3 separate regions of the Homo sapiens genome follow, and all the other regions are linked to region 3. The links are chromatin contacts, found by Hi-C or POLR2A ChIA-PET in ENCODE. All regions are on one chromosome and are shown on one strand. Each heading gives the region's core, a stretch centred on a gene start or an enhancer-like site at or near the end of the contact. The rest is flanking DNA. Distances are from core to core; before and after follow the strand shown.

Region 1 (4,127 bases), core at 383-2,882, 3.9 Mb after region 3:
AGCCTGTAAATCATTTAAAACTGGTGTGCTAATTTTATCTTATTTTCCAAAACCCTCACCAAGCTCACACCTCTCTGAAATAAGTGTTAGCTTTTTGGGCTGCCTTCCCCCAGTTGCTCTGTGCTCCAAACAGATGCCTGTGTTTAGTCCGAGCTAATATGCAAAGGGACCTAGTTTTAAAATTCCTTAGCTGCTCCGCAAAGAAGAGCGCTGCCAAAGCTATGTTGTGTGCCTTCCCATATTTCACAAGTAACAAAATAATTCACAGAAAACACATAGAAGAACAGAAAGGAGAAATCTCTTCCCAGGGACTATCTGATTATGTAGATTAGAACTCACGAATATGGTATTTTCTAATTTAGGAGGGAGAGAGTAAACAAATAAATGTTCCAGGGCAGTCAACCACATGCCCCATTGATATTCCGTGTGAAAGTGTCTCTGGCCTAAGGCACCTGGTTTGTTTGCTTTTTGTCCCGTCCTGGGAGACGTGTCGCCTATAATAACAACGCTAATTATAATGAACAATAAATGATAATTTATGGGTTACCAAGGACCAAGAAGCTCTGGGAGTCTTCATTAAAACAACAGCACTACAACCTCTGGAGGTACGCCGTAATTATTAGATGTTTACGTACCCTCATCAGCGTGCTAAGTTTTTATTGAAAAGCCCCTCCTTCAGTCCCTCCTGAATTTTTTTAAATTATGGAAAAATTCCAAGACACAGAACTAGAAAGAATACTGTAATGCAGCCTCGAGTACCCATCACCCAGCTTCGACCCTCAACTTTTTGCCTATCTTATTTCACCTCTCTTCTCCATTTTTTTTTCTCTTGGACTGTAAAATTTTAAAGCAAATACCCAAACTTGTAGCATTTATTGAATATTTTAGTAAACGCCCCGACAATGTTATAATAATTTGGTGGGTTATTGCAAAATGGAACGCCAAGACAAAATAAAGAAGGAATGTAGAAAACTCTCCCGTGGCTGAAAAGGCTGTCACAAAGGTTAGCTGTTAGGAGAAGCGCCGCGAGCGTGACATTCCCCCAAGAAAGGCGGAGGCAGCCAGGCGAGAAGGCACAGCCCCGCAGGGCAGGTAACTGAATACCTTCTCCGCTGCACACCCAGGCATGCGCAATCCAGACCCTGGAGTTGCTAAGGCCCCAAGGCAGAGAGAGGCTCAGGCTACGGAGAAAGCCAATCAGAGGGCTCCAAGACTGATAAGTTAGCCAATCCAGATTCGAGGGTGAATCAGGTCCTCAGCATGCCCATCGCCCCACCCGCATCCAATCAGAGAGCCGGCTACTTTGGGCGGACTTTTCAAAACAGCGAAAACAAAACAAATCGGGGACCTTTAAAAGGCGTAATGAGACCAGAAACGATCTCCTTCCGCCCCTCTGTCTTCCCCCGTTCCCCAACGCAGATCAATCGCGGAATAAGCCCGACGCCCAGATTCCGCTCTCCGCCCTAGCGCCAGGCGGGAGGACTGGCTCGGCAAAGCCAAGGAGAGCTAGGGAGGCCGCGAGAGAGGCTCGAGACGGCAGCTTAGGGGCGGGACTCTTTTTTAAAGTCCGTGGAGGAAGTGCAGGATCCCTCCGCGGGGAGTCACGTGCCCCGCCCCCTTGGGGGCGTCGAAACTCTTAACAAAAACAAGGGGCTCGGGGAGGTTTCCGCTGAGGCGGCGGGGGTGCGGCGGTGGGCTGGTCTTCCGCGGCCGGCGTTGCGCCGCGGCGGAGGGTGGGCGCGCGGGGAGCGGGATGGAGCCGGGGCTGTGAGGCCGAGGCGGCGGTGCCTGGGAGGAAGGGTCGGATGCCGGACCGGGGGCACCGCTGAGGCGGTGGGTCCCCGACCTGCGAGACAGGTTTGGAAGCCCCCGCTGCGCCCAGTCCGTGCGGACCGCGAGGCCGCGGGCGGGTGGAGGCGCGTCTCCGGCACGGTGAGTGGACCCGCCCAGGGCCGCCGTGGGTTTCTTTGTTCGTGGTGGGGACTGTGGGCTTTGAGGAGGTTGGTACCATGCGAGTGCCTCGGTGCTGCCTGCTCCTCATCCGCTGGAGCGACCAGGGTGCTGCCCTCAGCCCCAGCCCCGGGGGGAGCTGGCGCCCGCGATGGACAGATAGATGCTCGTGGGGTGGAAGGAGGTTGCGACTAGGTTAAGGGCAGTCTCCGCCTCGGTGCCCCCCGCCCCCGCTCGTGTTGTCACGGGGACTTGCTGGCGTGGTGCTTCTCGAATTGACAGCCCCGGGGCTCTGCAGAGTTGTGGGGCCCCGGCATCAGTGGGTGGACGGGTGTTGTCCCTACGGGCGCGGGGCGGGCGGGCTGGACTGGACTTCTCTCCCCGGACCGTAGCCGGGTGTGCCGCGCCACCCCAGGGCTCCTGGGACGGGGGTATCCGCCTCTCGGGTAAGTCCGGAATCGGCGCTGCAGCAGCGGACGGGAAAAGCTGGGGGCGGGACTCTCCGAGAGGGGCTTCTGCAGCTGGGCGCCCCGGGCGGGCGGGGCTCGGGAGTCTCCTCCCTCCGCTTCTTTGTTCAGTCGCGAGACTCTCCCTCCCCTCCCCCCTATTGTGCAACACCCCATCCCCGGGACCCGCTGCAGTCGCTCGCCACACTGCAGTCCCCTGGGCAGAAGGCCCTCCCTGGCGCGACTTCAGGTGGGGCAGACCGAGGGGACGCCGGCGCCCGCGGACAGTTTCCTGTTTGTGAAACGCCAAGAGGCCAGGGCTGGCCGGTCTTACCCAGCGCTGGCCGGCGGACCTGACCACGGCTCCTCCCCCTGCCACACCTCCCTGGCCGTGGTGGGGATTGCCCTGGGGCTCTGGCGGACGTGACTGGTCCCTTCACCCGCTCCTTGTCGGGGTGTGCTGGGGCGACCCTTGCTGGAGGTACTGGCCTCAGCCCTTTCTCCCGCTTCCCCACCCCTCTTACCCCCAGATTACATTCTCTGTGTGGTGTCTTTACTGCAGATGAAGGATTTGGGGGCAGAGCACTTGGCAGGTCATGAAGGGGTCCAACTTCTCGGGTTGTTGAACGTCTACCTGGAACAAGAAGAGAGATTCCAACCTCGAGAAAAAGGGCTGAGTTTGATTGAGGCTACCCCGGAGGTAAGTTGGCAGAAAAGATAACTTGCTCAAGCAGCTGATGGGGCTTGGAGGAGGTAACCCCCCCGCCCCCGTTGAATCATGACTAAAGCCTGCAAAATTTCTTAAAAGTTGTTCTTTCTGGAGTACCAAGATAAACCTTATTACAGGTTAATGCTTTTGTTTCTTAGCAAGAATGAGAGTGATACTTTAGAGAAGTGGGGTTTTTTGTTGTTGTTTTTAATGTGGCACCCTCCTCGCTGCCCCCCATACTCCAGCCTGCAGCTTCAGGATGGGAGACCCCGGGTGAATTGAGTAGTTCATTTGTGCAAACACCCTCTGCCTGTGAAATACATATTTATAGTAGAATCTTAAATGACTTTAGAAAAGCAAACAAAAGAACCCTTTCTCTCCATTCCAAGGGAATTGAATTATATTTGCTATAACTCTCTGAAATCTTGCAACAGTTCACCTTATATTGAATTGCTGAAGCTCTTTTATGATGCGTATTTTTAAGAAGCAGTGATTTACGTCTTACAGATGATAAAGTGTATAGCTTTAGTTAAGCGATACCACTCTTTCCACCTATATTCTTGAAGATTGAGGGAAAAAAATTAACCTTATTCTTGGGAAAAAATTAACCTTATTCTTTGGACCTGTATGTGTTTTTCATCTGGTTCTAAGAAAATTGTAAACCTTGGTTCTTGGTTTTTATTGCAGAATGATAACACTTTGTGTCCAGGATTGAGAAATGCCAAAGTTGAAGATTTAAGGAGTTTAGCCAACTTTTTTGGATCTTGCACTGAAACTTTTGTCCTGGCTGTCAATATTTTGGACAGGTTCTTGGCTCTTATGAAGGTATTTCATCATTTTTATAAATATGTCTTCCTTTTTCTATGCCCAGTGCCTAGCACACAGGGTTCAAGAAATATTTATCGAATGGGTATAATAACGTCCACTGTACATAAAAATTTATAATCAGAATTGTGATCGTTAGTGCCAGAATAAGACTACAAGATTAATTGTATTGTTGTATCTTAGGTTTTTCTGTTGTG
Region 2 (3,874 bases), core at 840-3,339, 3.5 Mb before region 3:
TCTATTCTGAATTAATTGAGAAAAATAAATGAGTCTCTATTCATCGGCTCCAGAATGTAATGTTTAGTAGCAGTATAACTTTACTTACCAACTCCTATAATGCACACATATTATGCAAAAGTGAATGAATATTGAGGGAGCTGATACCCTTTTCATACTGTCTGCTAAAATTATATAGACAAATTGATTCCCCATGTAGCAAGTAGCTTATATTATATATTTATAGCATCATTTCTGGTTCCATTTCATGTCTTGGTTCATCCTTTGCCTTTTCTTTATTTATTCATCTTAATTTAATTTGTACTATTCTTTTATATGCATAAAATTGATTTACAGTTTCTATTCAAATTACAGTCCATGTACAAGCCCCATGTGTTATTGGCCTTAACGGAGAGCTTGTTGGAAATGTGGAATCTCAGGTTTCAACCCAGAATCAGAATCTACATTTTAGTAAGATCCTCAACTAATTTGTTTGCACTTAAAACTTGAGCAAATGACTTTAAACTACCTTTAATTATCTAATGATACAGGGTGTAAGTAAATGATTTAATCAAAATGAATTCAGGGTCTTTTAAAACAAATTGTACTGATTGTGCTTCATGTATATGATCTCTAATCATTACCTACCCTGAAATGATAAGTCTTACTTGCATTTTGTGGATAAGATTAGGAAACAGATCTTCAGAGCGTCTGCTCAAAGAAACACAGAAAGGGAGTGGCAACCCAGGAATGGACTTTAGTTTGCCCAGCTCTGTTCATGTGATCATACTGAAAATTTACCGTAGGCCCAACCCAGAGTCAAAAATGTCCGTGATTTATCTCATTCAAACAAGAGTATTTACAAATTGGAAGGGATTTTTGCTTTGACAATGAAAATCCCCCGTGACAAAAAGGTCAGGCACTTCATGCTGTAAAATTGTTGCCGGAGAAGGATGGAATGAGTAGGAAGATGAAAATAAGGCAGCTGTTTGTGAATATATGCTAGTCACCTCTGGGAAGTGGGTGTGTCCAATTCAGGAAGCTACAGGGTATTAGGCATCAAACAGCATTACCTCGTCATGACCAGTGGATAAATGATGAGTTCTGAATTATATGGGGAGAAGAGTATGGAGAGGAGGACTGGAAGATGTCAAATAATTAATATAATTAAACTAGATATGCTGAAAGATGATTTATGAATGACATTTACTTTAAAATCTAAAAATTAGTTCATAAAATATTTTAAACCCTATTGGAAAGGAACAGGCTATTTAAAGTAGTTGTAAATTATACATGGGATCTCAAGACTTCCTATTTAAGATGAGCCATAGGCTGAAAATTAAAATGTCTAAAATTGACTTTAAGGAATATTAATGGAACAAAAGAGAAAAATAAAAAACAATGCCTGTTTTAGAAGAAACTGAGTCATTTTACATTAAAACTATATTTTTCCATCAATTAGAAAAAACAATTTCTTTCATTTGTCATACTCTGACAAAGTTTAGCTCTATCTGATACACATCAAATCAAGCTACTTAAATAAATGTGGTAAACGACATATTTTATATTCTGGAGTGCACCTTAAAGGTGTGTGTATGTGCATATGTGTGCATGAATGCATGTGAGTAGGACTGGATGAAGGATGGGAGCAGAGAAACGAAAACTTGAAAAAGATTTCTTTTTCTTTAAGTGGCTTACAGTTTCTTGAGAAGACCTCCATTCCTTGCATGCTTCAGTTCCACTAAATGTAGAAAAATAAAATTGAACATTGAAAGCTTGAGAGATTTTAGACAGCATAAACAATGAAAGTTTCCTATAAGAAAATTGGAATTATGCAAAAGACTTTCTAATTATAAAATATGTTCAAAACAGAAATTGTTCTGAGGCACACAATATTCTGCGGGGATAGGACAAAACTTCAAGGAAAGAAATTGAAAAGCAAATTTTACCTCACAATTTAATCCCTTTGTTCAGTTTTCATTTTCAGGCAGTGAAGCTGCTGTAGAGTAACCATGGGAAACGGTGGTGGTTCTGGCAGGCAATGGGGAGCACAGGAAGGCTCCTGGCACCAGAAAAAAAAAAGTTCAAGGTTTGATCTGAACGTAGCAATCACTGAGTTTACAGGCAGCTAAGATATAAAAAGGTTAAACTACCCACACCCACAATCACACACACACACATACACACACATGAGGCAAGTTCCACTGTTTCAACAGCTAGCAAAGCCAGGAAGCCAGGAAGTGGTTCAGGGTGGTGGCCATAAGTCAGCACAAGCACAGGCTGTTTAGATTTTAAGCTCTCTGCAAGCTTCAAAGTGTCTGAGAAATGCAGAGGGAAAGAACATGAAGGGTTAGTGGATCAAAATTGTTGCTTCTCTATATCTTATAAGAATGTCTTCTAACAATTTTGGTCATAACAGAAATAAAAATTGGTTTTGTGTGTGTTTGTGCATGTGTCAGTATGTTTCCATCTGGAATAAACGTGAGTTTCTAATATCATTAAATGTCAAACATATTAAAGATGAAATGATTAATTACTTTGGCATCAGAAACACAAATACTCTAATCATTTCCACAACTCTTGGTTTTTTCTTCTTTTGGTATGCAGAATCACATAAACAAGAAATGAGTGGAAATCAATCCATTTTTTAAGAGCACTCGTCTCAAACTTACACACAACTACAACCACCAAGCTCTTGCCCCTGAGTTATACCTATGAAGGCCTGGGAAAGTCAGGAAGACCAGAGGGAAACTAGCACATTCCTTTAGACCATCAGTTTAACTTATAAATGTATTAAAGAAATGTAAAGCATATTTTCTTCTTAAAAGATGCTGCCGCTCTCCCTCTCCCTCTCCCTCTCCCTCTCCCTCTCCTCTTTCCACGGTCTCCCTCTGATGCCGAGCCGAAGCTGGACTGTACTGCTGCCATCTCGGCTCACTGCAACCTCCCTGCCTGATTCTCCTGCCTCAGCCTACCGAGTGCCTGCGATTGCAGGCGCGCCGCCACGCCTGACTGGTTTTCGTATTTTTTGGGTGGAGACGGGGTTTCGCTGTGTTGGCCGGGCTGGTCTCCAGCTCCTAACCGCGAGTGATCCGCCAGCCTCGGCCTCCCGAGGTGCCGGGATTGCAGACGGAGTCTCCTTCACTCAGTGCTCAATGGTGCCCAGGCTGGAGTGCAGTGGCGTGATCTCGGCTCGCTACAACATCCACCTCCCAGCAGCCTGCCTTGGCCTCCCAAAGTGCCGAGATTGCAGCCTCTGCCCGGCCGCCACCCCGTCTGGGAAGTGAGAAGCGTCTCTGCCTGGCCGCCCATCGTCTGGGATGTGAGGAGCCCCTCTGCCTGGCTGCCCAGTCTGGAAAGTGAGGAGCATCTCTGCCCAGCCGCCATCCCATCTAGGAAGTGAGGAGCGCCTCTTCCCGGCCACCATCTCATCTAGGAAGTGAGGAGCGTCTCTGCCCGGCTGCCCATCGTCTGAGATGTGGGGAGCGCCTCTGCCCTGTCGCCCTGTCCGGGATGTGAGGAGCGTCTCTGCCCGGCCGCCCCGTCTGAGAAGTGAGGAGACCCTCTGCCTGGCAACCGCCCTGTCTGAGAAGTGAGGAGCCCCTCCGCCCAGCAGCCGCCCCGTCTGAGAAGTGAGGAGCCCCTCCGCCCGGCAGCCACCCCGTCCGGGAGGGAGGTGGGGGGGTCAGCCCCCCGCCTGGCCAGCCGCCCCGTCCGGGAGGTGAGGGGCGCCTCTGCCCGGCCGCCCCTACTGGGAAGTGAGGAGCCCCTCTGCCCGGCCAGCCGCCCCATCCAGGAGGGAGGTGGGGGGGGTCAGCCCCCCGCCTGGCCAGCCGCCCCATCCGGGAGGGAGGGGGGGGGTCAGCCCCCCGCCCGGCCAGCCACCCCGTCCGGG
Region 3 (4,367 bases), core at 93-2,592:
AGCCTACCCTTTGGCTGTCCCATATTACGGGACAACAGGTCCTAGCTTAATTCTAACTCACTAAGGAAACATTCGAAGGCATGTATGTATGTACGTGTAAGGATCAAATATATTTTTCATCCACTTACAAATGTATATGGTCATTTGTAATTATTTAAAGTTACTGATAAATTTATACAAATACAGCATCAGTTCATCGAAAATCCCTGGGAGATCGAGGAAATGAAGTTACTTCAGCAGCCAGGATAGTTACGAAAAACCCTGCAGAACAGTATGGAAAAGTACAGCTTCTCACGTGTCCCTCACATACACAAACACTTAGCTCTGAGTCCATTACAACCTTACGTCCCCCCTCAAACTGCTCCCCTCCACCTCACAACTGGGAGAAGTTGATCAACCTCCTAGTTGGTCCCCAAGAGACTCATTTACCCATTATTTTACTCCTCCCGCTTTGATCCCGATCCCGCCTCAGACTAAGGTGGCCCTACTGGCCCCAGGCAGACCACCCCCCCACCCCCCGGCGTGCAAACAGGGAATCTAACCAATTCCCTCCATCCTTAACCAAGTGAGCCATCCCATGATAACAGGCTGTTCACCAACTCTGTGAACTCCGTGGTCCTCCCACCCCCACGTGTCAGCTACCCTCCCCCACATTCCCACACCTCACGATTTAGGCCGAGGGAAGAAAGGGGGCAGTCGAAAGCCTGGCCCCTAAGAGATCAACCCACTGGAATCTGTCCCACTCCAAATCCCCTCCCACCTTCGGCCCCTATCCCTTACAGTCCCTTCCTCCCTCCTTCCTTTGAAACCAGGCCCTTGCCTCAGAAACCTCCTCTTCCTCGTCGTCGTCGTCCTCTTCTTCCTCGCTGTTGTTACTGCTGGTGCCGCCGCCGCCACCTCCGCCTCCACCGCCGCCTCCACCGCCGCCGCTGTTGTCGCTGTCGCTGCTGCTTTCGCTGCTGCTGGGGGGTCGGCAAGTCCGGTTACGCTTGGCCTTGTGGTGCTGCTGCTGCGGCGGCTTCTTCTTCAGGAGCAGGTCGCAGACTCGCACCATCCCACGAGGAGACGAGGCCGAGCGAGCTCTGCTGCTGCCGCCAACGCCGCCGCCGACCTCCGCCGCCGCGGGGGGGCCCGCCACAGCCGCCACCGCCGGGGGGCTCCCTTCTCCTTCTGCAGCCGTCGCCGCCGCCACCGGAACCGTCGCCTTCTCCATCCCCAGGGAAAGAGGGAGGGCGCGGACGGGGGAGGGGCGTGGGGCTACGCTCTACCGCGACTTCGGCCGCACTGGGGCCGACACAGCAATCGGTGCCGCCTCCGCCGCCACCGCCTCGGTCACCTCTACTGCCGCCGCCGCCGCCGCCGCTCCGCCAGCTCTCACCTCGTCTCGCGATACTAAGGGCGGGGAGCCTGACGATGGGAGGGAGGGAGGGAGGGAGAGGGAGGGAGCAAGGGAAGGAGGGTGAGGCGTAACAGGGAGACCGGGTGTCGGGAGAACCAGAGGAGAGGAGACTGGAAAGAAGCGGGGAAGTGTGCCTGGGGCAGCTTCCGAAGGGGAACGGCGGGGACAGATGAGGGGGGCGCGATTGCAACCAGAGCGCCCGCGAGCTCCCGGATTTCTTCTCTTTCCTCGCTATTTCCCGCACACACAGCCCTGCAGCCCTCCCTTCTTCCTTCCTGGCTTGTGATTAGAACGCAGCCGCAGGCGGAAGTGCAGTGACGCCATCAGCCGTCGCCTGAGCCGTGGCGCGCGGGTGGCCGAAAGGCGAAAGTGAGATTTCAAGGGCCGGGTCTGGGGCCCCGCGGGCGCGCAGTGCTGCGGCGTGTGGGGAGTACGGGGAGGCTGGAGAGGAGCCGGCCCCGGGCAGTGTGAGGTGCGGAAGCGCGGTCCAGACACTTTGCTGACGGGAGGCCGGTCCGCCAGATCCGGGAGGTGGGGCCTCGTTCTGGACTGCTGTACGTAGTTTTATTCCTGGTCATTTTTTTCCACCGCCAAATCGAGAGATAGAGCTTTGGATCATGAGAGATGGCGTCGTGTTGGGAAAAGAGCCTTCTTTACCTGAGTTTAAGCTCGGCTCATAGACATCCTCTACCTGAGTTTACACGTGTGTAATATGAAGGCAGTCGATTAGGAGATGTCTAAGATCATTACTTACACCTCAAGTTTCCAAGGGGAGGAAGACACGGGAAGGATGCGTGGTCTGTGCCAGACTTTGTAGACGATTCACTGAATGACCCTGATTTAGCTCTTCCGGCCCTCTTCGATTCAGCTTGGAAGCAAGCATAAATAGTGATTGTTGTCTGTATACTTCTCTCGGAAGGAATGCTGTTATGGGAGTTGTGGGTTCATTTTTAGGTGTCTGAAGAAGTTTCAGGACTTTTGAAATGATAGTGGAGCCCATTGAACTCAGAATTATCCCTTTCTGGTCTAGTAGGAGTATAGTGGCATACGGAAAATGAAGCAAACATCAAAGACAGATGTACTGGCACAAGATTAAAAGTATGTCTCAGCTGACATAGTTGCCATTTTAAGACTGCTTAGTTTAGCTGAATATGCCTGGATTTTTTTTTTTTTTAGCATTTTTTTTCTTTTTAGCATTGGCATACCATATGAAATGTGGGCAGTTGCCAGTACTCTACAGAGTACCAAGGCAGAATTGGCAATGACTAAATCAATTCATTCAAACAAAAATTCATCATGTGCCTACTGTGCGCATAATTTGTGGAATCAAAGTCTCTTGTTTCCAGGGGCTTTACAGTGTAATAAGTGCTATAGTAAATATATATACGGAGTGGTAACCATCTGCCTATTCCTCTCCTACAGTCGTTGCTGAGTTCCAGTGTAGAACAGAGCACTGCATTGTGTATCTCACCACTACTGATTTAGATTTTATAATTTCAGCTGCATCCCTCCCTCCTACTTTGTATATTCTTCAGCATCTTTTTCTCCCTTTCCACTTGAATACTTTTCGCAATCTTTAAATCCCAGCCCATTTTATTATATGACTTTTAACTTAGACTTCACAATTTTCCAAGTGCTAGAAATTTCCTGAGATTGCCTTTTCTCCAGTATCAACGAATGAGAGACTCCCTGTTCATATATGAGATAAACTCTTCATACATATTCTAGTTCCAATACCCCTCTTTCTCATGCATTTATTATCTTTTCTGTTGTCAACCTTCTACAAATTCTGGTTCCTTAGCTAATTCTTCTGTAGCTTTCAATTATTTCCTTCACAAGCAAACTTTCTTTCTTTAAAAAGTATTCTATACTCAGGAGGCTGAAGCAGGAGAATCGCTTGAACCTGCGAGGCGGAGTTTGCAGTGAGCTGAGATCCTGCTACTGCACTCTAGCTTGGGCGACAGAGCGAGACTCCATCTCAAAAAAAAAGTGTCTACAATCAGTGTCTTTTTTGTTTTCTGAAATTGACTTGTCAGCCCTCTGCAGTCTAGTCTCTGTGTCTATCGTGCTGTGCTACCAAAAATGCTCTCTTTAAAGTAATCTCATTGTTTGGAAGAAAATGAGTTTTTTGTTCTTTAATATAATAGTGAAATGATGATCCTGTTTCACTAGTAGGATAAGGTTCAAAACTATTAAAATGGACAAGGCATGTAAAGTCACTTTCTTTTATTTTTATCTTTTTTTCCCCCCGTTAGAACCTCTGGCAGGGACTGACTAGCCCATGAAACTTATTTCTTCTTCCCGGGCACACAGCTAAACTAAATTTCACAGCTTTCCTTGTAGTTGGTTATAGTCATGTGATGAACTTCTTTTTTTGAGACAGAGTTTAGCTCTTGTTGCTCAGGCTGGAATGCAATGGCACAATCTCAGCTCACCGCAACCTCCGCCTCCCGTGTTCAAGCGATTCTCCTGCCTCAGCCTCCCAAGTAGCTGGGATTACAGGCATGTGCCATCACACCCGGCTAATTTTGTATTTTTAGTAGAGACACGGTTTCTCCATGTTGGTCAGGCTGGTCTCGAACTCCCGACCTCAGGTGATTCCCCCACCTCGGCTTTCAAAGTGCTGGGATTACGGGCGTGAGCCACCGAGCCTGGCCGTGATTAACTTCTAGCCAATTAAATATGAATGGAAATGATGTGCTCATTTTTAGGGTTAATGAAGTCCTCCTATTCTCCCTTACTCTTTCTTCGTCAACTTGATGCCTTTGAGCATGGTGACCTTCAAAACTATGTATTGGAGATGCCAAAGCCAGAAAAGAGAAGAATGAGTGGCTGAAACAGTACTTGGAAGACAGCCACCCCAATTAGAAACACCCCTTTTTGCACTTACTGTAAGAGAAAAAATTGAGATTTGAGAATTTATATGTATAGGAGCTAGAATGACCATAGCTAGTCCAGAAATTGGTAC

The links. A loop is a pair of places that touch in the nucleus more often than their neighbours do. ChIA-PET counts read pairs that join two places held with the same protein, here RNA polymerase II (POLR2A). Pooled maps may share reads with other maps.
Region 1: a loop to region 3 is called in a map of B cell, with 18 times the contacts of the local background. The contact joins the promoter of CCNG2 here to the promoter of ANKRD17 in region 3. A Hi-C loop is called at or near these places in 1 of 168 maps with a recorded cell type or tissue (B cell), 1 of 37 single-sample maps with no recorded cell type and 9 of 50 pooled maps. POLR2A ChIA-PET finds 5 or more read pairs at or near these places in 1 of 52 experiments (activated CD4-positive, alpha-beta T cell).
Region 2: a map of CD8-positive, alpha-beta T cell shows a loop between it and region 3 (19-fold over the local background). The contact joins the promoter of SULT1B1 here to the promoter of ANKRD17 in region 3. A Hi-C loop is called at or near these places in 1 of 168 maps with a recorded cell type or tissue (CD8-positive, alpha-beta T cell) and 5 of 50 pooled maps. POLR2A ChIA-PET finds 5 or more read pairs at or near these places in 1 of 52 experiments (T-cell).

What each region holds. Positions count from the first base shown.
Region 1 is chr4:77,155,575-77,159,701 of GRCh38, forward strand. It overlaps CCNG2 (cyclin G2), which reads left to right and starts at 1,633. Exons shown (of 8, transcript NM_004354.3): 1 at 1,633-1,932; 2 at 2,959-3,096; 3 at 3,793-3,930. The coding sequence starts at 2,959. It overlaps LOC101928864 (a long non-coding RNA gene), which reads right to left and starts at 2,490. Exons shown (of 2, transcript XR_244659.5): 1 at 1-2,490. RefSeq lists silencers at 1,192-1,311, 1,732-1,801, 1,832-1,941.
Region 2 is chr4:69,758,531-69,762,404 of GRCh38, forward strand. It overlaps SULT1B1 (sulfotransferase family 1B member 1), which reads right to left and starts at 2,090. Exons shown (of 8, transcript NM_014465.4): 1 at 1,929-2,090.
Region 3 is chr4:73,257,456-73,261,822 of GRCh38, forward strand. It overlaps ANKRD17 (ankyrin repeat domain 17), which reads right to left and starts at 1,343. Exons shown (of 34, transcript NM_032217.5): 1 at 821-1,343. The coding sequence starts at 1,213. ANKRD17-DT (ANKRD17 divergent transcript) reads left to right here and starts at 1,711. Exons shown (of 5, transcript NR_187399.1): 1 at 1,711-1,953. RefSeq lists a silencer at 1,035-1,434 and enhancers at 1,396-1,992, 1,595-1,864.